5 separate regions of the Homo sapiens genome follow, and all the other regions are linked to region 4. A link is an interaction called in ENCODE POLR2A ChIA-PET data of the cell type or tissue named here. Cell type or tissue: MCF 10A. All regions are shown on one strand. Each heading gives the region's core, and the rest is flanking DNA. Links, peaks and the distances in the headings are about the cores only.

The links. Peaks named below come from ENCODE experiments on the same cell type or tissue, not always from the same donor. Only the 100,000 strongest peaks of a DNase experiment are listed, where the experiment ranks them.
Region 1: POLR2A ChIA-PET joins it to region 4 with 6 read pairs; 2 of 35 experiments call an interaction of 5 or more read pairs at or near these places.
Region 2: POLR2A ChIA-PET joins it to region 4 with 5 read pairs; 3 of 35 experiments call an interaction of 5 or more read pairs at or near these places.
Region 3: POLR2A ChIA-PET joins it to region 4 with 5 read pairs; 1 of 35 experiments calls an interaction of 5 or more read pairs at or near these places.
Region 5: POLR2A ChIA-PET joins it to region 4 with 6 read pairs; 1 of 35 experiments calls an interaction of 5 or more read pairs at or near these places.

What each region holds. Positions count from the first base shown.
Region 1 is chr3:189,794,795-189,798,794 of GRCh38, reverse strand. The region is part of intron 3 of TP63 (tumor protein p63); the gene reads right to left. Among named protein-coding and RNA genes, the nearest start is that of MIR944, 33 kb to the left of the region's middle. In MCF 10A, for the core only: no CTCF peak of the experiment used is centred there; no DNase peak of the experiment used is centred there.
Region 2 is chr3:189,776,880-189,780,879 of GRCh38, reverse strand. The region is part of intron 3 of TP63 (tumor protein p63); the gene reads right to left. Among named protein-coding and RNA genes, the nearest start is that of MIR944, 51 kb to the left of the region's middle. In MCF 10A, for the core only: no CTCF peak of the experiment used is centred there; no DNase peak of the experiment used is centred there.
Region 3 is chr3:189,484,441-189,491,268 of GRCh38, reverse strand. No RefSeq gene overlaps it. Among named protein-coding and RNA genes, the nearest start is that of TP63, 140 kb to the left of the region's middle. In MCF 10A, for the core only: no CTCF peak of the experiment used is centred there; a DNase peak (open chromatin) is centred at 2,818.
Region 4 is chr3:189,860,332-189,864,331 of GRCh38, reverse strand. It overlaps TP63 (tumor protein p63), which reads right to left. Exons shown (of 14, transcript NM_003722.5): 5 at 1-100. Among named protein-coding and RNA genes, the nearest start is that of MIR944, 32 kb to the right of the region's middle. In MCF 10A, for the core only: no CTCF peak of the experiment used is centred there; DNase peaks (open chromatin) are centred at 1,131 and 1,501.
Region 5 is chr3:189,585,255-189,592,082 of GRCh38, reverse strand. No RefSeq gene overlaps it. Among named protein-coding and RNA genes, the nearest start is that of TP63, 43 kb to the left of the region's middle. RefSeq lists an enhancer at 4,996-5,135. In MCF 10A, for the core only: no CTCF peak of the experiment used is centred there; DNase peaks (open chromatin) are centred at 3,462 and 3,792.

The DNA of each region.
Region 1 (4,000 bases), core at 1-4,000, 66 kb after region 4:
TTTGTCCTATTATAAAAGATATGAGCAAAACCAAAAGTTGGAATACCACGTTTAAGAGAAAAATTGCTTTGAGGTTTCTCAGACATCCTTTAGTGATAACACTATAGAGAATTAAAAGGAGAGAGCGTTTGCAAATCATCAAGCTTATTCACCCAGATCAAACTTCCCCCATCTCTGGTGAGGACAGAGAGAACTGCAGGGGATAAACTGAATCAAGGGAACAGTGCAGACACAGGTAAACACTTTTAAAAAGGGCCTGCAAAGCAAGATAAAAATCTAAGACTTTTTTTTAATCAAACACATTCTCTGTCCTTGTGAGTAATCAATTATGTGAAAGCAGCACATACTTTACACTAATTACTTGATACCAAACAAATCATCTGCCCTGTCTTTCAAAAACTTTCTTGCTATTTAAAAGATAATGGAAATAATATTGGGCTTATTAAAACAAACAAACAGCAAAAACAAATGACCTGCAAGATGTGAAGGAAAATGACACAATTTGGTTTACCTGCAGAACATATAGATAGAAGAGGCTTGTATAATATGTCGGCTCGCTTTATTTATTTTTGTGCACAAGTCAATTACAAACAGCCTTTTAAGTATATACAATACACCATATATTCCTAGGTGAAGATATCCCTTCAAGCAACAGCAACAGATGCATGTCCTCATCACATTCAGGGAACATTACTGAGTGGCCCTGTAGGGGATACAGAGATAAGCATAACACATCCTCTACCCTCCCAGGGTCTTCAGTCAAAGGATAGGGAGGAAGGATCTGGTGTACACAGAGAGCAATGAGGAAGAAACAGAGTAAAAGAGTTCAGAGGATGGAAGTGTTATCCTGAATGGGGGAATCTGAGAGCTTTTTCAGGGTTAAGTTTCTCCCCAGCAGGGCTTAATGACTGGAAAGGATTTGACCTGGAGATAAATATATGGGGGTGAGGTGTTGGAGCAAAGAAAGAAGGCAGAAAAGCCCTCTTCTCTGAAGTCTCACCATTCTGATTTTCAGCCTTTCAAGCATTTTGGGATTGTCTGTTGAAATAATTTCCCAGGCCTAAGGCTTATGAAGAGCTTCCTGCCTCACCCAGTGTTACTGTTTCTCTTCAAGTGTGTCTTGTGGAGTCCTCAACCTCAGTCTGGTGACAGAGTCTCACACGGTCTATTTAAAAGTAATCACGCCATTCCCCAAACATCTGATGTTGCCCTTTGAGAGGGTAATGGTTTTCCTTTTAATTCTGACTCCATCAATAGAGTGACACTAATCCAGACTGATTTGAGTAAACAGGGCATATTCCCCATTGTCTCTGTGATCTGAGAAAGAATAAACTTGAGAAAGATCACTGGCTGGGTGGGAAATGGCCCCTTTGGGTGTTTTGCGCAAGCTTAAAAGGAAAAAGAAAATGCCTGTACAGAGTTCCTTCCAAGGCAAGCTCACTTCGGGGGTGGTAATTCTCATAGGGGTATTATACTAAACTGCACCTATTAGTGGCTTTAGCACCAATAAGAAAGTAGAACTATTTCTTTTGTAGTGTTTCCAGCATAGCTGACAAGAGTGTTTCATAAATTTCCGCCTCTGGCAACACACCACAGCTTGACTCAAAATTCCCTCTTTCAGCTTTTATAAGGAAATCTTTTTGCCATTTAAGAAATACAGACAAGATGCAATTCAGATTACAAGTTTTGCATGAAATATCAATTTACGTTACACACACATTCACTAACATTCCAAAAATGTTTTATTCTTGCCAGTTATTCCCTCACCTAGAACCAACATGTGCTCTATCTTAACCCCAGTGACTGAATTTTAAATTGACAGGTGAACATTATCTGGTGAAGCCATCTCAGCTCGAATCCATACAATGATCCATTTGTACTTTGTCTTTGAAAAAGAAGCTTGAACAACTTCAAAATCAGAATAAAGTTAGTCCATATCAAACATGCAATCAATCAACTTAGAAATAAGAAATTTATAATTTTTTTTGCAGAAAATGGAAAAGAATAGTTTTTGAATAGTATAGGTGCTATATTCTCAGACCAACTAAGGAAATCAACTGTGGGGAAGTATAAAGTAAGACTTTTGAAAAGATTTTACAGACACTTCATTGAACTACTTATTTCTTTTAAGGAGGTTGTATTTAGTGGAACCTCACTGTTTCCCCTAATGTCTGTAGGACAATCATATGTTAACATTTGATGCTTTCAAAATCTACTTTTTGAAAGTGGAGGATTAGGTTGGTAAAAAAAAGAGAAAGAAATGAGTACTAGCTTAGATGTCTCCTTATTTATCTTGAAGCCCAGTTCTCTTATCCACTCCCTTTGGCTTTAAATCAAGTCACTGGTTCACTCCTTCCTCCCACCATGGCCTACCCTCCCCTGCCCTGTTATTATCTCTTCAATTGCCCACGTGGTCTTCTTGGGTGAGATGGAAGTGATGAAGGAGGCTGTGGAAAGGGAGGATATTGATGTGGGAAAAGACATGTCTTCTCCCAATATTTATCTTTACATATTACATCTTACACATGTATCCTTGTCCCAAAGTCAAATTTAAAAATTTTATGGCAAAGATAATATCTTAAATTTTTTATTTGGTGGGGTTGGCTTTTAAATGGGATATTCATATTTCCCTCTGCTCTGTTATTTATTTCCCAGCTGGGATTCTCATTCTGAATAAATGTCTTATATTCAGCTTCAGGATTACTATTTGCATTTAGAGCAGTGACCAGAGAAAAGACTTCTGGTCCTATTTCTAAGACGACTATTTAATAAATAAAATTAACTCATAATAAACACAGAGAGTCAGTTTGAATTTTGTTCCTAGCTTTGATAAGTTTTAAAATGTCATTACTAAGTCCCTATAAATGATAGGACACCATATCTGGCTCTGTAGAAGTCTAAGGAACGGGAAAAGGTAATCCTCAACTTTTCAGCCTAAGGAATCATTCGGGCTAATTTTCTTTTCCTTCCTGCAAGATGTCACTCATCATCCCTAGAGTATGTGAAGTTTTGAATCTCGAATTCTGAACACTGGTCACACTTTTAAAACACATATAGGTTTCCGCTCTTAGTGAGATCAATATTCCAATTAACTTTTGTTGCTATTTCTACAAAAGCGTTCCATTTTGACATAAATAGTAAATACATATCAGTGTTTAAACCAACACATTTTCTTTTTAAATCAATATACTATGTTCCTTCACGTTGTCTGGCACAGTCCTCCCTTGTATTTTTATAAATTTTATCCCCTCTACATAGAATGTCTTTCCTCCCCTCACGCCACATCTGAATTTCAGTTCTCAAACCATATAAAATATTACCTTTATCATAAACAGTTTGAACTCGATTTCACTCTTTCAAAACTTGGGATATCTTTTACCAATTCTGTTTTATACTGGAGTCATTTACGAACCCCTCATAACTCCCTCAGATTATGAATTCACGGAGGCTAGAAGCTGTGAATTACTAATTTCTTCTTTCCTCACAGTGCATATAACAGTGACTATTATAAGTTTTCAGTAACTGTTGGGTTGGAAGGAAGTGTTTCCTTTAGTGGGGGAAATAATCAAAATGATTTGTGGCTGGTACTTCAAAATCATTGTGTCTGGCTTACAGCCAAATTTATACTACTTTTTCATTTTGGGGTGGAGTGTTAGTGTGTGGAAGAGAATGAAATAAAGAATGGGGTCTTTACAGAGTGACTATATAATTTATCTTCTAAATGGGACAGTTTTGAAAGTGAAAAGGTGTGCTATTAGTAATTATGCTAGAATAGCAGGCATAAATAAAGACAAACCAAGACCAGTAGTTCCCAATTTGTCTATGGCAGGGACCATAGCTATTAAAAAGAGCACTGGGCAGAAAATACACAGGTTGTATGAGACTTTAGAAACAATCCATGCGTATCCTTCCAAAGATCCAAGAGAACTGATAGATATTTCTGCAAAACAGGCAGCCAATGTGCAATGCAGAGAGATGCATTTTCATACTTCTAGGCAAT
Region 2 (4,000 bases), core at 1-4,000, 83 kb after region 4:
ACACAGACTGAAACCTTAGCTGGACCCAGGATAACTGACATCACTGTCACCGCCAGCAGAGAGGTGGAAGTAATTTAGGTATGACAAACCATAGTGTTTCTTAAAACTGGGGAAGCAGCATGGACTGGCAGCTCTCCCAGGCACAAATGTCACCAGGCTGGTGTCATCTTCCTTCTGTGACACTAAGCCATGGGAGAAAAAGCACCTGTCTCTGAAAACAATTTCCACTCACTCTAAGTGTGGGGTGTAGGAGATCTTGGTCCAAAACAATAATAAAGACATAAAAACAAGTGCCTTCCTTGTGTCATTTTTGTCCCAGTGACCCTGAGTACAGGAGAGAGTGAAGTGTACATAGAATTAGGAAATAGGGGCCTATAAGTAATCTATGGAGGAAACTGTTTTCCAAAGTGAAAAACCAAATCCAACTTCAAGAGTGCAAGAAAATATTTTGATAAGAACCTAATGATCAGTTCTAGCTTTAAAGTATTCTACATTTCTGTCTAGGATGATCTAACTTGAGTACTTCTTTTGGAAAAGTCTTATTGGTGGGCAAAGAAGGGTACAGTGATTTGGGGCTGGGTAATAAGAGCTTAAGGATATGTATCCTGCATTGCAGCTTACAAAGCATACATCTCTTATATTTCACAATTTGGCAGCTCTGTAGACCCTAGTTCCTCTGTTATCTCCAACAGGCAAACTCAAACACATTCTTTAACACCCACATAACTGCTACTTCCATTTTACTCCACACTGGTTGAGTGTCTTCTATGTACTTAGCTTGTGCTTGCTAGGATCTGTCTTCTTGCTTTTTTTTGTAATTTCTTGTCTTTTCTAGGCAGTCAGTTGCTCTCTCCGTTAACATTTTACTCAATTCTTGGGATACCTATATTACTGTTGATCTGATCTTATTGCCTTTTAGTTATGTTTTCATGAATCCCACACTGAAATAGAAGCTTGAGAGCAAGGGCGATGCCCAATTTAGTTCTATATTTCCTGCAGCTTGGAAAGTATGCAGAGTAAGCATTCACATTCTGCTTGGGAGATGTCTGTTCTGGTTTGATCCATATAATAAGTCTGTGAAGTTGGCAGCGTCTTATTGTCCTTGATTCTCAGATAAGGAAATGAGGCTCTAGAGGGGTTAAACGTCATACTCAAGTTCATACAATAAACTATACTTAAGGCTGGAGCTTGGAACTCAGGTTTGCTGGCTCCAAACTTCATGCTCCCCTGTGCTACACAGGTTACTCTGTCACAGAAGAGATTACTGTCTTGCACGCATGCCTGAACATTGTGCAGGAATTCCATATCAGAGCAAATCACCTTTTTTATTTGCATGCTCTGCAAGGGAAATTGAGAGGTCCTGTGGACACAAATGGCTCCCATGGATTTTCTTTGCAGCTTTTTTCCCTACATGTTGGTCTTCTGAGCTTCCTACTGTTACAGACACAATGAACTAACTTAACTCCACCTTCCCAAGCCTGATTCACAAGTTGATTAAAAAGTGGTGCAACCAAGTAGGTGTGCCTCTGTGACCCGGGTGGTTAAGCCAGATCTTCTGGCCTATGGAGGCTGCTGGTTTGATTTTGTAAGAAAACATTATCTGCATTGATCATGAACTAGACGATTTTGTAATAATGTCACAAAGGGATTAAAAAATACTCGAGGAGTGATGCATTTTAAAAATATAGGTAATTTCCAGCAAAGATTGAAAGCTACTTTAGTGTTAATATATATGTTGCTTAAAAGTAAAGGGAAACTATAGACTGTAGCCTCCTGATAATGATGAAATCATTTCTTCAAACGGATTCAGTATGAGTGTTGTATTTAAATCACAAAAAGAAATGCATAGCAAAGTCAGGCTTCATTATAAGTCATATAAAGACACACACACACACGAGCTATGGGAAAGCTGGCTTCAGCAAAATAAAAAATAAAGCTAAGGAATTATTTGTAACTTGGTTGCTAAGTGAATGAAATGGTAATATTATACCGATCTTAATCATTTACTTACATTCTCTTCTTTAAGTATTTCTTTGATTCACGAGGTTTTGTGATAGTTTCTCTATGGGGTAAGGGATTTAAGCTACAAAGTTAAAGGGCCGAGTTGATAACAACGTAAGTGGTGTGACCAGATCTATAAGATTGTGGACAAAAAAGGGAACTGATACTTCAGTCTAAGCATCTCTTTAAAAGATATATTCAGCTTCTTTTCTCCTAACTCATTCCTCAAAATATCCACATTCTTACAATTCCTATTTAGCAACAATAATAAGTTCTTGGTCATGATCAATAGCTAGAAGACTACTTAAGCAAATTAAAACTCATGCACAATCCTCACCCATCAGACAAGTTCTACTTTCGATTCCATTATGACTCTAGAATGGAAAAGGTCAAAAATGTTTACTGGTTCACATAATAGGAAAGATTGTCACATTTGAGTTTTTCATCCTCTTACAGGGAATCAAGACAATAAAAAATGAAGGCTAAAGTAAATAATAGCTGATTAAAAATTAGTTGATTTGATTTTATTGATACATCAAACTATAGACCCATTCAGTGTATGTTAATACTAGAAGTGTGTTAGAGGCCATCAGTTAGAGGCCATTTTATTTCTCCCACATACACCTGTAGACAAACACATTTCCTTTCAAACACTAACTGAATGCTTTATTGTACATTATCCTGCAATAAGACCTAAAGAAGAATAAGACTCGGCCAGGCGCAGTGGCTCATGCCTGTAATCCCAGCACTTTGGGAGGCCAAGGCAGGCAGATCACTTGAGGCCAGGAGTTCGAGACCAGCCATGGCTGGAGTTCACCAGCATGGTGAAACCCTGCCTCTACTGGAAATACAGAAATTAGCCAGATGTGATGGCGCATGCCTGTAATCCCAGCGACTCAGGAGGCTGACGCACCAGAATCACTTGAACCCGGAAGACGGAAGTTGCAGTGAGCTGAGATCCAGCCACTGTACTCCAGCCTGGGTGACAGAGTAAGACTCTGACTCAAAAAAAAAAAAAAAAAAAAAAAAAAAAGAAGAAGAAGAAGAAGAAGAAGACTCAGCATCTGTCCAAAGACTTCCTCATCTAGTATAGGAGACATACACTTAAAAGAAAAAAAAAAAATATGTTTACAAAGTCGGGTGAAATACATGTGAAATAGTAACTAAAGTGAAGACTAAGTAAGTGTAAAGTTACAGACATAGTTCTATGGGAACAGAGAGAAAGGAGTGATTAATTCTTCATGAAGAGATAAGGAGTTGAATCCTTAAGGTAAAAAGGAAATAGAAGAGGAAGAGGAAATCGACATTTAGGAATCTAATTAAGAAACAGCATAGGACAAAAGACAGAGACATGAAATTATGCATTCAGAATAACAGGGTGAGGCCAGGCATGGTGGCTCACACCTGTAATCCCAGCATTTTGGGAGACGGAGGCGGGTGGATCACCTGAGGTCAGGAGTTTGAGACCAGCCTGACCAACATGGTGAAATCCCATCTCTACTAAAAATACAAAAATTAGCTGAGCATGGTGGCGGGTGCCTGTAATCCCAGCTACTCAGGAGGCTGAGGCAGGAAAATTGCTTGAACCTGGGAGGCGGAGATTGGAGTGAGCCGAGATCGTGCCATTGCTCTCCAGTCTAGATGACAGAGCAAGACTCTGTCTCAAAATAAAATAAAAATAAACATAAAAAAATAACAGGGTGAGTTAGGTGAGCCTGGAATGACATGAGATGGAAGATAGAGTAGGAAAGACATGTTGGAATAAGACTGTGGTGGACTTGAATTATCTGTATCTTTCTCATACTTGAAGTAAATATGAGAAATATACTTCAGCTTTAAGCTTCCAGAAAGGTTTATGATTTAACTTCCCTGAAGAAAAGGTATAGGCCTCTTATTTCCTATGACTTGATATTTCAATTCCTTGGATTGCAAACGGAAGCCTTTCATGTGAATTGAAAGGACATTTAAAAGACCCTAGAATTTTGGGAACTGTCTTCTG
Region 3 (6,828 bases), core at 1,082-5,081, 370 kb after region 4:
GGCAATATCTTAAAGTCACATTTCAAGACCCTTTCCCCCATTATTGGTTCCACTTTAGGAAGCAGACAACACTGTGATTTGTTCCAGCCTCTAGTCAAGCTGAAGGCTGAGGCGGGGGTAGCACCAGGTCTGCTTCTCCTACAAAGACTTCACTCTCCTAAACTTCAGCATTCTTCTCTAATCCTATTTCATAAGAGACATTAAAAACATCAGCACTTACTTACCCATATGGCTGCTGATTCTTTGGTGAATATGCTTTTTGGCTGGGAACTCCAGAGAAGAGGAAAAATAAATGGTAGGATTTGGGTGCCAAGCCAGCCGCACCCTAAACCACACCCTGAATGCGTCATTGTGCCTTTCCATAAACTTTTCTGAGGATTAAAGAAGAGAATGCATGTAAAGTGCTAAGCACCGTCACTGGCATATAGTACTCACTCAATAAATATTAATTATTATTAATAATACACACAGATGACAAATATTTGCCATTGGCTATCTGTACTTAGTCAGGTAGTCCCCAAGTTTTGAAAAAACTGCTCTAAGGCTGAATATTTGAATATTTGATTTACTGAAACTGGAACAAAATGGGTATGTTCTAAGCTTACTGTGATTTTTTTTTTCCCTGTAGTTAAATAAGGAAGTAAGAATTTTTCTTTGAGGCATACCACTCTCACTTCTGGGCGAGTTCACTCTTTGGAATGTTCTGGCTATGCACAGGTAAGCACCTACTCTTTGACCTTTGGGGAGCCAATACTGGTGAAGAAATGTCAATGCAAAGTCCCCAGACCTGCCTTGACAGATTTTGCTTAATGAGTCATGCAAGTGGGGAGTGAAATCCACCTTCCTAAGATTTTCCCTTTCTATATTAAAAGTTTCTTTTAGGTCTCTGCTTGCAGTACTGAAGATCAGAGTTGGGGGTATCAGGCTAATCCTCAGGGAAAAGATCTGACAGGTGTGCCTCTGAAGAGCAGGCACTAACAGTGTGGGAAGGCAGGAGCCGCAGAGAGACACAGGCAGCCCTAACCCTCTCCTGATGTGATTTGCAGGTGGGCTCCAGGAAGCATTGTTGTCTAATATCCAATATTCAGTTTTCCCATTCTGGCTTTCCAATTTTCTTTTGCTATCTTCTTGTACTTGGTAAATGTTTTTGAACCTTGTGTTCAACATTTGGGGAATGGCAGAAGGGCCACGTCCATGATTAGAGGAATCCCTAAGGGGAGAGAACAAGTAGCTGATCAAAGTGGCCATGGAACCACAGAAGGTGGACCAAAAAGCAGACTTTACTCATAGTCTGGATAATCAGAACCTGTAAACATTTCCAAGAAATGTTCGGAAGTACTTCTGGAGGAGTAGATCTCCTGCAGCAATGTAGTTTGGGACATGCTTTATTATGTTTACAGGTTACAGAACAGGGTAATTTGGAAGGACAGAGAACTTGAGTAATTCTGCTCCTGGGTCTTATTTTTTCTGACCTTAAATATGTCCTCTTCACTCTGTAAGATCAGAGTTCTCCTCAGTAAAATGACAATCAATGTGCATTGCCTTTAGATACCACTTTACTCTTAATACTGTTGACTGCATTGCTTATTCAATCAGCCATTCGATCAAACACTTGTGTTTACCATGTTCAGGTACCAGAAAATACAAGAATGAGTAAGACATGGTCCTTGAACTCAATGGCCTTACATCTAAGGGAAAAGGACAAATGCACAAATAGATTATTTACATACAATGTAAATGTATACACAGGATGCTACGGAAACAAAAAGCAGAGGGGGAGTTTTGGGTTGAGGATACTAGATGTAGCTTCCCAGAGATGACACTGAAACTGATTCTCAAAGCTATGTCAGATTGTTCATTTGACTTGTGTACTCCCTCTCTTCAATTTCATAGAATAGAGTAAGTACAGAAAAGAGTTCTTTTTGCTAATTAGGGAAGAAGAGATTGCTAAGTAGTAGTAGCCATAGAAGTCACCTGTGGAGTAGGGAACCAGCATAGTGAAAGGCAACATGCTCATTTTCAGTAAGCTTGAGTTATTTTGACAGCCACTTACTTTGTCACATAGCCTTGGACAATGCAGACCACTGTGAACGTCATTTTCCTAATCAGTGAAAAGAAAATAATATCATTTCTTGCCTCCTCCAGAGGGTCATCTTGAGGAACAAATTAAGTGCTGAATATGGATGTGCTTTATAAGATATAAAGAGCTTTCTCATTAGTGGAGAATATGTTCTGAAGCATCTAGCCCTCCTTTAAAGTATGGGAAAATGGCTGGTGCAGGGAAGGACCCCTGCAGAGAAGCAGGCAGTGCTTCCCTGATTAAGCGTTCCTATCAATCTCCTGAACAAGTGGGAGATTGCAGTCCTGAGACGAGGATCCTGGAGGAGAAGATTTCCCCCCAAGCAGTTCCATAGACTTACGTGCCATGAGTGTGTATGTGGAAAACAGGATCAGCCGTGGGTGAAAGACAAGAAGGAAGGACAGTGTCAGCAAAGGTCTGAGTGTCATGCCTCAGTCACAAGGACAGCTGCCAGGGCTCAGAGGGCTGCAGAGCATAAGGACGACCGCTGGATTGAATTCGGACACATTCCTGAGGCTTTGCATCACATACCCAGGATGGTGGTCCTTGCTCATCTAAGCTCATTGCCCTACTCAGCCTCCCTGAATGTGTGCTTTCCAGGCTGTTGTATCTGCTTTCCTCCCAGAAAGGATTACTCATCTGTGCTCTCACAGCCATGCCGTCAACACCGGGGAGAGCTTCTGCTACCCTGCTGGGCCAGAGGATCTCCAGACCCATGGGTTATGAAACACAGGAACTCCACAGGCAGATTCCCTGGAAAGCGGACAGGGCTTGTGCAGCGTGTCCCTCACACCTCCAGTGTACCTAACACTTTACATCATGTTTGTACATAGAAAATCAGAAAGGCATGCGCAAGAGGGTGCTGGACCTTGAGTCATTCACCCTGAATCACCCGAAGGGAAGGGATATGAATTTATATGGTAACTACTAGTTGTTGGATGGAGTGCTAGGGTATGCTCCAAGACTCTTAAAATTTACCCTTTGTGCCATGCTTTGAGGTAGATATTTTAACACTATATTTCAGATGATGGAACAGAGACACAGAGAGGCTAGGTAACTTGTCTAGAGTCACTCAGTGATCAAGTGTTTAAACTAGAAATCCAGCCTGAATCATTGTCCCTGCAAAGCCCAAGCTCTCGGCCTCACCCTCATCTAGAAAATGATAGTGGTGGTCATGTCTCAGATCCCTTCTGTCTCCAAAGTGCTACCATCCTTTTAGCTATGTGCTCAAGGAGTAAATTATTTCATTTTTTGAAGTGTCAGGGCCATTTACATATTATTACCTGGTGTGCTCTCTTTTCTTGGTATATATTAGGTGTCTTAAAAAAAACTGTTAGATTGAATTGAATTTTCAAAGCTTCATATTTTTAGTCTTTAAAAGGATGATAATGTCCCCTGCATCAGCAGCTTCAAAGGTTGTTATGAGGCTCAAATGAAATCCGGTGTTTGGAAGCATGTTTTTTACATGTATTATTGTAGTATAATGCATGCATACTGATAGATACAACACATAACAATACTCAATTATTATAATAAAATGAACATCCAGCATCCAAATCAAGAAACAGAGTATTGCCAGAATGGGCAAAGTATTGCCAGATTCAGTTTCCTGAAGCCTCCTTGGGCCCCCTCCAGTCACTAGCCCCATAACCCAAGGATGACCAGTATCCTGACATCCAACAGCATAGGTCAATATTGCCTGTTTTTGTTCATAATTGAGTTGAATAATAAATATGCCCTTTTCTGTAGCTTCTTCTGCTCCACAGCTTGTTTGTGAGATTCATCTACATTTTTAAGTGTAATATTAGAATATTCTTTCTCATTGATGCATAATACTTCACTGTGGGACTATACCACAATTTATTTATACAGCCTATTGATGATAGAATTTTTAGTTTTTAAGATTTTTACTATTACCAGTAGTCCAGCTATAAACATTCTATGGATGCATTTTACTTGAATATATTCCTAGAAGTATACATATGTTTGACTTTTCCAAAGTAGTTGTATCAATTTAGACTGTGAAAGTTAAGAACATTTCTTCACCAAAAGCTACCACCAGGAGAATGAGGTGGCAACTCACAAGTGAGATAAAATATTACAATTAAATAATTTGACAAAGGACTTGTGTCCAAGATATGTAAAGAACTCTTGCAGCTAAATAAGAAAAAGACAGAACATCTTATAGAAAAATGGGTAAAATATTAGAATAGGCACTTCAAGAAGATAATATCTACAAGTCTAATAAACATGTGAATAGACAGTCAATGGATTTAGTCATTAATTAGATCCCACTTGTCAACTTTTGCTTTTGTTGTGATTGCTTTTGGTGTCTTATGAACACAAAGAAGGAAACAATAGACATTGAAGTCTACTTGAGGGTGGAGGGTGGGAGGAGGTAGAAGATCAGGACAGATGACTGTTGGGTACTTGGCTTAATACCTGGGTGATGACATAATATGTACAACAACCCCGTGACACATGTGTACCTATATTTGTCAAACCTGCACATATACACCCAAACCTAAAATAAAAGTTAAAAAAAAAAGAATTAAGTGCCGCATGTAAGAGAACTGTAACCATATGTGAGGCTACAATTGTAATGGGGCAGAGTGGAGGAACATATACAGACTTTGGGCATACTAGTTTCCTACGAGAGATCAACTAAGCAGGAGTAGTGTAAATAAACAAGTTTGAGCCACTTTCAAAATTGAAGTTCCCAACAAAATAGTCTGAGATAGAATTTTTTTAAGTGGAGATGTGTTTTTCAATGAGATGAAGATTTATAAAAGAAAGCCAAATGGGAAGTTTTTCTGGGAACAGCCCCTGTGGGGGAGCAAAGAAAACCTGATTGCGCAGAAGAGGGGTAAAATGCAATGTAGCCATAACAAAGGCTTCAGTCAATCTTACAGAAGGCTTGGAACTTGTTGATACTTCAGAGGTGTCCTAAATTAGTGTGAGCGGGCTAAACACTTATACCTCGACTTTGAAGTCATTTGATGAGGTCTCTTTCTTTTTTGTTGTTGTTTGTTTGTTTGTTTGTTTGTTTTTTTAAGGGTTTACATCTTTACATTCACTTTTTTAAAAAATCATTATACTTTAAGTTCTGAGGTACATGTGCAGAACGTGCAGGCTTGTTACATAGGTATACATGTGCCATGGTGGTGTGCTGCACCCGTCAACCCATCATCTACATTAGGTATTTCTCCTAATGCTATCCCTCCCCTAGTTCTCCACCCACCAACAGGCCCTCCCTGTGTCCATGTGTCTCATTGTTTAACTCCCACTTATGAGTGAGAACATGTGGTGTTTGGTTTTCTGTTCTTGTGATAGTTTGCTGAAAATGATGGTGTCCAGCTTCATCCATGTCCCTGCAAAGGACATGAACGATAGTATTCCATGGTGTATATGTGCCACATTTTCTTTATTCAGTCTATCATTGATAGGCATTTGGGTTGGTTCCAAGTCTTTGCTATTGTAAACAGTGCCGCAATAAACATATGTGTGCATGTGTCTTTATTCTAAGAAAGAGGAGGGAGGGTGGTGAGGCTGCTCTCTTTAGCCCCCAGGCAGTCCCAGGAGAGGAACTGAGCTGAGAGCAGTTAGCTGACAACACTCTTAACACCCAGGGGAATGAGTGTTCACTTCGTAAGATACTACCATGGTGTATCTTAAAAGTGGCTATACCATTGTGCATTCTCACCAGCAAAACATATAAAACAATTCCACTTATTCCAAATCTTCACCAACACCTTCTATTGTCAGTCTTTTTAACTGGAATTTCTGCATTTCATCTAACCTGTTACACTTACTGAACTAAAGTTTTTCACTATATTCTCCTCTTATACTTTTATCATCCTCCGTATTGTACTCTATTTTATCTTTATATTTATAATCTGTGACTTTTCCTTCTATTGATCAGTAGTGCTACAGGGTGATCAATTTTATTAACTCTTTTGAAGAGCTCATGCTTTCATTGGCTTTTTCCTATTGTTTGTTTTCTATGTCACTATTTTCAAATTTGTATTATTTTCTTCCAACTACTTAATTATGGTTTTATCATTATTATATTTTCAATTTCTTGTGCAAACTTAGATATTGTCTTTAGAGTTTGCTTCCTTTACAACTTAAGTGCTTTAATCTGGAAATTTTCCTGTAAGTGCATTGTGGTTAAATCCCATACATATTGTTATTCTGTGTTTTCATTTTCATGCAGTTTAAAATATTTTCTAAAATTCCATTGATTTCCTTTTGATAAATGATTTATTTATAGATGTTATTTAATTTCCAAACATTTGCAGATAGTCAAGATATCCTTTTTTGTTATTGATTTCTAATTTAGTTATATTGTAGTCAGAAAAAATACTTCATATAGTTGTTTGTTTCTTTGCTCGTTTGTTTTTTAGATGGAGTCTTGCTCTGTCACCAGGCTGGAGTGCAGTGGTATAATCTCGGCTCACTGCAACCTCCGCCTCCTGGGTTCAAGTGATTCTCCTGCCTCAGCCTCCTGAGTAGCTGGGACTATATAGGCACACGCCACCACACCCAGCTTATTTTTGTATTTTTAGTAGAGACGGGGTTTCACCACGTTGGCCAGGATGGTCTCGATCTCTTGACCTCCTGATCTTCCCGCCTCGGCCTCCCAAACTGCTGGGCTTACAGGCATGAGCCATGGCATGTGGCCTATATAGTTGTAATCCTTTTATATTTATTGAGATTTAGTTTACGGTCCAACATAACATGATGAG
Region 4 (4,000 bases), core at 1-4,000:
CGCGGATAACAGCTCCCTGAGGAGGTGGGGTCATCACCTTGATCTGGATGGGGCATGTCTTTGCAATTTGGCAGTAGAGTTTCTTCAGTTCAGTGGAATACTGCTTAGAGTTGGGGCCAGTGGAGAAAGGAAGGAGAGAACCAACAGGAGATATTGTTACATTCCAAATCAGAACAATGAAAATCTGTCCACTTTTTAGAGCTGCATGCTGCCTGTTTACTACTGGCTACTATAGATGTGACGTATGTCAATGTTATTAGAGGAAGTTATATTAATATTTTGTGCTATCATAAATAAAACCCCATGTTTACAAAAGGTTTTATGTTTATCAAAACACATTTATGCCATTATTTCCTGTTATTTTCCTTTAGCATGAAGAAGCTGAGGCTCAGAGGGGTTTAAATGAATGAAACCACGAGTAGCTTCATAGATTACCAGAAGCTAAGTGAAAGAAGAGTATTGGCATGTACTGAGTGATATTAAACAACAACCACAAAGACAGATTTCTGCCTAGATTACAATTAATCCAGTCTTTAATATACTTTAGAGACACTCACAGGAATTAGGGTTCATGGGATTTTTTTTAAGATGGAATATCTGTTAGAGAGTGAAGAGATTTCGCCTGACGTCAGATCGCTTGAAACTGTAAAACAAGAACTCCCTTGAACGCCTGCACTTTCCTTCTGATGTCAAAGACTAGGAGAATGCAAGAGCTGAAAGGGGCTGTTTGGTCCTAAACTCCTGAAAACACCGGGCCTGATGTAGCACAGCTAATCATGGCACAGAAAGGATCTGGATGCAGATCTTCTCACTCACAAGTGAGTGAAATTTTTCCTTCTCCAGGGAGAGGAAGTTTAGTGGTGGTTAGTTGCTTGTAAGTTGGCAAAACGGGCTGGAGAAAGCCTGAGACCTAGAACCAGATAGAGATCCCATCCTGTGTTGCTTCCTCTTCCCACTTCTGAAGCAGAAGAGAACCTTCATTCTAATCCTTACACTATAGTAAACCTTATCATCCCTGTGCTCTGGGTCAAAGCCCTATCTCTACATTCCTAGCCACTCAGGCACTTTGCTCAGGCAAACCACCCAGGCACTGGAATTGCTGGCCAAGAGTGGGGCACCTAGTAACATGTATCCAAACAAAGGATAAACACACACACAGGTTGCAATCGTAAGTTGGCCCCAACATCCTCCCAGAGGAAAGATGGTGGGGGGGCAGAGCCATAGTGGCAATCGGATTCGTTACTGATATGTCCCACCCTAACTCTCACTAATGGCAAGTATCTTAACAAAAATCACACATTTAAAATGTTGCTTTATTTCTTCATTTTAAAATATAGTATTTGTTTAAATGACCTTTCCTTTTCTTCCAAGTATTCCAGCACACAAAATTTTTAGTTAGAAGTTTCCCAATGCTAGAAAAGTATTGCAAAATCAGTCCTCCATGTCCGCAGGCCATGGATTAGACGCAGCAAAAGGGTTTTATATAGCTTGAAGAAATAGGAAACATGCCAAACTTCAACCACAAAAATAAAATTCTACTTGGGAAACACTGAATGAAATCTAGATGGGTATTTTTGCTCTAGTGCTTTTAACTAAAGACTTACACAGAACTTGTTTTATGACATGTTAAGAACTTCCTTTTATTGAGAACTTGAAGAAAATAAGCATATCCATTCGTGTTTTCGTTAGGAGGTATATAACGCATAATCTAACCATGAATTTCGTAAGATGACCCTTAGGAAAGATGACTGAAAAATAAGTCTGTCAACTAATACCTAAAGGCAAATAAGGTATCCTTCCAAGTATGTAAAGATTGCAGAAATGAAGGTTAAGTGTTCAGCGTAGAAGTTTCTTAAGGAAAACATTCCATTTTAATAACTGATATACTATAAATCAAGCTCGAGAGAGTACAGTATAAAAGCATTAAGAATAAAATTAAGGATCGTCAAGTGCTAATTCTTGTTCATTCTCGGGGATGGGGGTGGGAATCTAATTTTTAAGCTTAATTAATGATAAATAATAATAGCTTCATCGTTTACTGAGTTCTGCCTTAAGAAATTTTATCCTGATACAACCCTAAGAGGAAGGTATTACAAGCATACTGTCTCTTATCTGAAACCACAGGGGCCAGAATTTTCAGAATCCAGAATTGTTTAGATTTTAGAAAAATAGTAGTTTGCATAACATATGAATGTATCCAGCAGAATTTAGGGTAGCACCATAAGATCAAACATTATTTCTGCAGAATTCATAAATATTCACACTAACTGATAAATGACTACGAAACCTGGGTTTCACCATCAAATGAGTGTGCCACAAACTTAAGAAATCAAAATAAAACTGAACCAACTTCTGATTTTCAGAGCTCTTGGAACTTCAGAATTGTAGATAACAGATAATTGACTTGAATTATCATCCCTATTTTATAAATAAGAAAATAAATGTACAGAAAGGACTTGCCCAAGAACCTGCTTAGTAACTGGTATATGAGTCTATCCTAGTCCTGTAATAACAGTTTCTTATGTCTCTGTTCTCTTAACTCAGCCATGCAAATGTTTACCTTTTTCTAGTTTCCAACATTGTGGTTCTTTTCTGAATCAATTACAATGCTTACCGACTCTTCTCCAAGCATTAAAATGGAGCTCAAAAGTGGTCTATTTAACATAGTTTTATTAATTTCTCAGTATATTGCTTACTCATTTAATGGTAGGGAGAGGCAGCAAGTGATAGAGTTGAAAAAACTTTGGGCTAGGTGGAAGACAGCCTGGACGATTACACCAGCTGCTTCTGGGAATTCAAGGATACAGTCTTGCTCTTTAACATGGTTTATTGAGGACTTTATGAGGCCCTCTGTATTATGGCCTTATCTATCTCTAATTCCCCCTACCCCTCCACCCCCACCCACACACATTTCTCACCCCATGTTCTACCCATACAAACGTTTTAATGCTTCAAACACACCATAGGATCATCACCCAAAATTCAAAATGCTATTCCCTGAAATCATGTCCTTTGCAGCAACATGGATTGAGCTGAAGGCCATTATCCTAAGTGAAACAACTCAGAAAAAGAAAATCAAGTATCATGTGTCCTCACTTATATGTGGGAGATAAGTAGTGAAGACACATGTGGTCGGGCACAGTGGCTCATGCCTGTAATCCCAGCACTTTGGGAGGCCGAGGCAGGCAGGAGCTCAAGACATGCCTGGCCAACATGGAGAAATCCAGTCTCTACTAAACATACGAAAAAAAACCACAAAAACCCCAAAAGGATACACATGGACATAAAGATGGAAATAATGGACACTGAGGACTCCAAAAATGAGGAAGGTAGGAGGGGATGCGGGTTAAAAAATACCTATTGGGTACAATGTTCACTGTTTGGGTGACAGGTACACTAGAAACCCAAACCTCACCATTATACAATATATTCATGTAACAATACTGAACATGTACCTACTGAATCTGAAACCTAAAAAAATTAAAAGCAACAAGCAAGCAACAACAACTACAACAACAAAAGTGATATTCCCAGTGTGGTACACTTCTCTTTTTCCTCTGCTCTCCACGTCATGCCAGGACAATTCAGATATCACTTTTCAGCTAGTACTGTATCTGTACTGCAAACCATATTTTCCAATTTTAGTGGTGAGGGCTTCATATTTGACTAAATCAAAATATCTGACCACAGCCAAGATGCATTATGTTTATTGCTTTTGGTTCAACTACCAGTCCTGCAATTCAGCAACTAGAGGCGCTGAAGTGGTCTGGCACAATCGCTTTTTTTTCTTTTTACAAAGCCAAATCTCTGCTATTCTGTTTACTTCATTGTTTGCAAATCTGTTCCATGATGACCTTTATTTTTTTTACCCAGTACTAAGTTCAGTCTCCCTGGTCTATGTGTATAAACAAGTCCTTAGACTTGCCCACTTCCGTATCCCTTACAAAATAGCACCATCATCTCCAATTTTCCCGGCTTCTGCAAGATTGGAACATGGGAA
Region 5 (6,828 bases), core at 1,450-5,449, 270 kb after region 4:
TTGTTAAGTTGTGTATTTTTAGAAACTTATCCATTTTTTTCTAGGTTGCCCAATTTGTTGGCATATGATGGTTCATAAAAGTCTTTAGTGATCCTTTGTATTTCTGTCATATCAATTGTAATGTCCTCTTTTTCATTTATAATTTTATTTGAGCCCTCTCATTTTTTCTTAGTCTGGGTAAATGTTTGTCAATTTTGTTTATCTTTGCAAAACTAACTCTTACTTTCATTGATCTCTTCTATAGGGTTTTCTTAGTCTCTGCTGTTATTTCTGCTTTTATTTGTGTTATTTCTTTCCTTCTACTATGTTTGGGCTTTCTTTGTTCTCCTTTTCCTAGATCCTTGAAGTGTAAAATTGGGTTGTTGATTTGAGATTTTTCTTCTTTCTTCAAGTAGGCATTTATTGCTATAAACTTCTTACTTAGAAATATTTTTGCTGTAGCCAGTGAATTTTGGTATATTTTTTTCTTTCATTTGTCTCAAGATATATTTTGATTTCCCTTTTCCCCATTGGTTGTTCAAGAATAGGATGCCCAATTTCTACATATTTGTGACTTTTTTCTGTTTTTTTCCTAGTATTTCTTTGGGTTTCATACCATTGTGGTAGGGAAAAGGTATTTGAGATGATTTTAATCTTCTCAAATTTGTCAAGACTTATTTTGTGGGCTAATATATAAAGAATTCTGAAGAATGCTTCATATGTTCTTGAAAAAATGTATGTTTTGCTGCTGTTAGCTGAAGTGTTATGCATATGTCTATCAGGTTCATTTGGTCACAGTGTTGTTTAATTCTGCTGTATCATTTTTGGTTTTCGGTCTGGATGACATATCCATTGTTTAAAGTGGGGTTATATAAGTCCTCTACTATTACTCTGTTGCTGTTTACTTTTCTCTTCATTTCTGTAATATTTGCTCAGTATATTTAGGTACCCCAATATTGGGTTCATGCATATTTACAATTGTTATATCCTCATGATGAACTGATTCTTTTATCATTATATAATGACCTTCTTTGCCTCTTGTGACAGTTTTTGACTTAAAGTCTGTGTAAGTATAGTCACCCCTGCTCTCTTGTAGTTACCATTTATGTGGCATATCTTTTCCCATCTCTTCACTTTCAACCTATGTGTGTCTTTAAAGCTAAAGTGAGTCTCTTGTAGGAAGCATACATTTTGATATCTCTCTCTCTCTCTCTCTTTTTTTAGTCACGTTTGCCATTCCATGTCTTTGATTGGAGAATTAAACCCATTTATGTTTAAAGTATTATTGACAGGAAGGAATTACTATTGTCATTTGGTTAATCATTTTCTATATACTCAGTAGTTCTCTTTTTTCTTTTTTTGGTGTGTGTTGATGATCTTTTTTTTTTTTGTAGTGGTTTGCTTTGATTCCTTTCTCTAGATTTTTTTGGATATCTTTCATTGGTGTCTGTGTATTTTAAGAAGTAAGCACCTCTTCTAATCTTTACAGACTGATTTTGGTAAGGAAAGCCCTTTACCAGTCAGCTGGCTTAATTTTGTGTGAGCAGCTCGTTGGGTCTGTGGGTAGACATGCTGTTTCAGTCCTCAGGTGGGCTGACCTGAATCCTGGGTCAGTTGGCAGGCAAACCTGGTTTCTGGGTTCACAAGGGCTTGGCTGGTGCTTTGTTCCAGTGAGGATGGCCTGGCACTAGGGCGGGCCTGGAGCTGCGGTTTGCAGGAGCCAGTCTGGCACTAGAGTTAATGGAGTATGTCCATGGCAAAACCAAATGTTGACTTTACTCTCCTTCCTCTACCTTGAAGGTATCTCTCTCCACAGTGCACTCCAGGAGCTTGCAGGAGGCTGACATGGGTAGTGTGAAACTGTCCTTTATAACCTCTTCAATGTATCTTTTATCATTTCTGTGCTCCACCTAGGCACCGCAATCTCTCATCTGGAGTCCTTATCTGTTGTGAAGTTATTTTTATGACTGGATGGTTTTTAAATTCATTTTTCTTTGAAAGGATATATGCTGGAGACTCTTATACCACCATATTGCTGATGTTACTTTCCTCTCTGCTATGTTTTCCTTGAGTCGTATTTTCATTCTTATAGCTTTGCAAAATCAATAAAATATAATCATTTGAAATGCATATTTATTTTGTTATGCATTTAATTTTAACAACAATATATGAAGGCATTTAGGCATCATGGAAATGTGTTTTAGATACATATATATATATAAAAACACTAACCTGATAAATCTAGAAACATGTTTGTTGATAGACTGGCCTCAATATTGCTAATAAAAAGATCATATATAAGAGGTCTGGTCAAACTTATTGCATGCTGTTGTAAGACTTTTATGTGTTAGTGGATGCAACTGGCTTGCTAACACAGGTATCCTTGTGTTTGTTGAATGAAAACGAATGTATGAATAAATGAAAAAGTGAATGGATTTTGGATGCAGACTTTACGATAGTGTTCACCTCCAGAGAGAGTTCAATGAGCCCACCTGCGGGATTTGGAGGGCTAGGTGGGTGAGGAACCAGACATCTCAGTACCCTACTTTCTAATTTTATCAACATCTTATATAAGCCATGTGTAACATTACAGTGATACCTCAATTAACACAACCTTTGGAACAAAGGTCCCTTATAATCAAGTTGGAAGCATTGACAATAACTCATAAACTTGCAAAGCATGCTACCATGTGTCACTCTGCTCTGTGTCAGTATTCCAGTGAAGCCGCATGTCTGCACTTGGCAGATACCATTGTGCATAGCTGCCACTGGCACCCACAATCAATAGAACTGATACTATATTCCTGTTCAACTTGTTCTCTCCTCTTGGCTTTCTTTTTTCTGATCTCTTTTCAACATTAATGGCTATATCTCCTTCCACTCAAGTGTCTGATGTCCTTCTGTTCTTTAGCTTCTAATCCCCACCCTATCAAAATAAAAAGAGGTCTTGTGGATAGCTTTTCATACTGGTGACTTGCCTGATTGATTTCAGCTAATTCTGAGGTAATACATATTTATATACCAGGCAGTGCACATTATAAAACCACACCTGCCAATAGTTCTGGGAAGGGATAACACATGGTTTAGAAAGATCACTGAAAAAGAGCATTGTATGATCTATGTCATTGAAGGCTGTATTGCTGAATCACCACATGCTATTGAACTGCCAGTCCTTTTTGCTGACCTTGTTTCCACATTTACAAAATGAGAGGATCGATGATCTCTAAGGATCTTTCCAGATCTAGCTTTCTTGGATACAGAATTCATAACCGAAAACCTATGGAGAGAATTAGCTGTTTCTCTCTCAATTCCAAGATTCGGGAGAACTGAAAATGCATAGTGCCGGCTGATGTTGTTTTATCATGCTGAGTCACAGAAGAAATTTTTTTGAAAATATTTCTCTTGAAATATAAAAGGAATTATCACTAGGGTGCTTAGTAATAACCCCTTAGGGAAAAAGGCAGAGAATTACAAAACCAAGTGGCATGACACCACTACTATCTTCCCAGAATCTGGATAGAAGTTTCAAGAGTCAGGACGTGATTCACAGTGTTCTTTTTTCTTCTGCAATCATGGAATCATGTATCCAAATGCAGCCTTCATCAGCCTTTTTTCTTGAGTTTCAGTGATAAGAATATCTCTCTTGTTAACTCTGGACACATACTGAGTGTGAAAAAAAATTAGTAGCTTCAAACTACTAAAAATCCAACCAACCAACCTAACGTATCTTAAGTTGTAAAACCCAGCTTCCTCCCACTTAGTTTCTACTGCCCTTTTACCAGCCCTAGGCATTTGGAAGGTGGAAGGGGAATTCAATGTACATAATTTCCTATTACTGGATTTACATGGCTTGTAAGGCAAAACTGGGCATTTTGCCTGTAACTCTTCAGAGAGAATTTATCAGGCACAGACTCTGAGCTTAGAATTTTACTACCACAAATATAAGAAACTTAAAAAGGTAGAAAGGCATGTTTCCCTGGTGCTAAAATATTTAAAGGTATTCTCTCTTACCCTCTCCAGTTGTTCTGTCTTTACAGAGTACTGAAATCTCAGACTGATGAGGATCTTATAAGAAAGGTTATCAAATGTTCTGTCTGATGCAGTCTTCCACAGCCCCTTGAAGTAATATCTAACTTTTGCCTGAACATTGTCTTTGATAGGGAACTCATTTCCTCACAAGATGGCCAGTTCTATTTCCAAATGGCATTGATTCTAACAGAGTTCTTCTCTCTACATTAAAGTAAAATATGACTCACTACAATTTCTACCCAATGAAATGTTTAATTCTCCCTCTTGGGGCCTCATGTTAATTCCTCTTACCCTTGATATTCCTTAAAATATTTAAAGACAGCACAGTCTCTGAAATGAAGTTCCTTGAATTCTCCCAGAGAAGGAACTTGAATTACAAAATTGGCTAGAGAGGAGATGACAATTATTTGGATGTACAATTATTTCCAGGTGGTCACAACGCAGTTATTATTATTAATGCAGATGAAGTGAAAATTAGGTAGCAGGAAAAAAGTGAAAGGTTCAATTCCTCATATCTTAAATAAGTTAATGAATCAGTCGATTCATCAAAGCAGCAAGAACAAAAAAGCAGTTGGTGAGAGCTCTATTTTGGCAGGAGGAAAGCTCAATTTCACATCCACTATTTTATGCCTATCTCCTCTCCCTGTGTTGCTAATTATCTAAAATGAAAGTTTTGCTGCTTACTAATGACTAGAAAGAGAAGAGAGAGATAAATTGGTAAAGTTACTAAAAATAATCTCAGAGATACACAGAGGTTGACACAGAGGATGACACACTGAGGGTGCAAAGGATCATTTTCTAGATTGGAAAGCGAACCACATCAAATATTGCAAAACTGAAAAGGGAAAACTAAACTGCTCTGCATTAGGACCATACATAGAAGTGAAAAAGCACAAAGTAAGGGTGATGTGATTAGCAGAGGCACAAGTTAAAGACATAGGACTTTTGTTGTTGTTGTTGTCGTCGTCAAGTAGTGTGGCTATTTGAAATGAATAGTACAAATGTAGGCTACGTTCATGACAGGGTGTTTCCAAACAGAGGAGTATCGTGTTCCAAACCAAGAAACCATACCAAGGGTACAGTTCTAGCTGCCATGGCTTTCAAGAAAAGCAAACATCCTGGAACATTTTTGGAGTAATTTGACTAGGTTGGAGAAGTAACAAAACTATACCTTTACAAAGAGGAATGAAGGCTTTTGTAAATATTCATCTTGGATCAGAAAGAGCTCATGGAAAAACTTGAATGATTCTTCTGGAAAGGACGAATTAGAGGTAATAAAGGGGGAGAAAATTTCAGGAAGGCAAAATAAGGTTCAATATAAGGAAGCGCTTTCTAAACAGAACTATCTAACAATACGATAGGTCAGCTCAAATAGTAGAGAAATTGAGGCTAGGTCCATTGCTACGGATCCTGCTTTAGGGGAAATTTAGGCATCTGATTAACATTCCGGCTCAGTAGGTCCTTAAAATATAAAACTTTACTTCAGAACAAGATAACACCTTGAGACTTGGATTTGCTGTAGTCTTAAGACAAGTCTCATCTAACTAGGAGAATGACCCTAGACTAGAGACACAACTTTTAGTTTGTGCTCTAGGCTAAACAGTTTTGTAACTTTAAGCAATTTCTTTTCCTCCCTGGGCTTGGCTTTTCTTCTACAAAAGGCAGGGATATGTACTTAGATCATTGATTTTCAAACTTAAAATATTACCCGGAAGCATAAATAATTAAAATAAATTAATTAAGGAATACACTGTTGGTGGGAATATAAATTAGTACAGCCACTATGGAAAGCAGTATGGAGGTTCCTCAAAAACATTAAAAATAAAACTACCATATGATCCCAAATTGGACCCCACTTTCCACTCCTTGGCAATATCTTGGAACATCGCATTATAAGTTTGCCTTGTCATCTCAAAGGAACTCTGAGTTGCTTGTGACAGCATATTGAAACATGCTTGGGGTTGGTTAGGAATCATAACTTCTCCACTTGCTAACTGTGTGATCCTGAGAAAATGACTTACCTTCTTTGAGCCTCAGTTTCCTCATTTGTAAAATAATAATGGGTATGTATGCCAATTAAAAGGGGTTTGAGGGAAGATCAAATGAGATAATGTATGCTAAATGCCTGGTACAGAGGGAGTTTCATGAGTTAATAATTTTATCCATTCTTTCCTTTGCCCCAAAGGAAAGGCAATTCAAACACTTCTTAGGGGAAGCTCTCGATTTTTGTGACTTGGTTGTCGCTACTGCCTTTCTTCCCTTGATCCAGTCCTCATTCAGTATTTATAAACACTAAAATAGGAAAAAAGATTGGCTAAGTAAGAAGGAAAGAGCATTTTTTTTTCATTAGGAACACTTTAAAGAGTGTGTGTTTACATATCTGATCTAATTTGATCCTCACAACAACATCTTGTGGAAGATATTACTCTCTCTTACAGCTGAGAAAATGGAGACTAAGGATTCAGTGACTTGCCCAAAGTCACTTCACTAGCTGGAGAGAAACTAAGACTCAAAATTGCTCTGTCTTTATTTTGAAACTCAAGATTTTTGTGTTCTATGTTGTTGTTTAAGTGGATCCTTCTTGGTTTCTGCCCTTGGGAAAGTCTTAACGCTTCCTTTCAGTGTGAGTCTGGGGAAGAGGAGGTGAGATTTCACTCTAGATCAGAGAGGGCAAAGAGCAGCTAGGTCTGCCTTGTCCTTACAGGAACAGTTTCACCTGGTCTTCCCTCACCTGTGGGAACTCTTCCTTCTAGAGCTGCTCTGGAACACTAAAATGTATAGCCTTATCCCACAGGAATAACCATCTTCCTTGCTCATTGT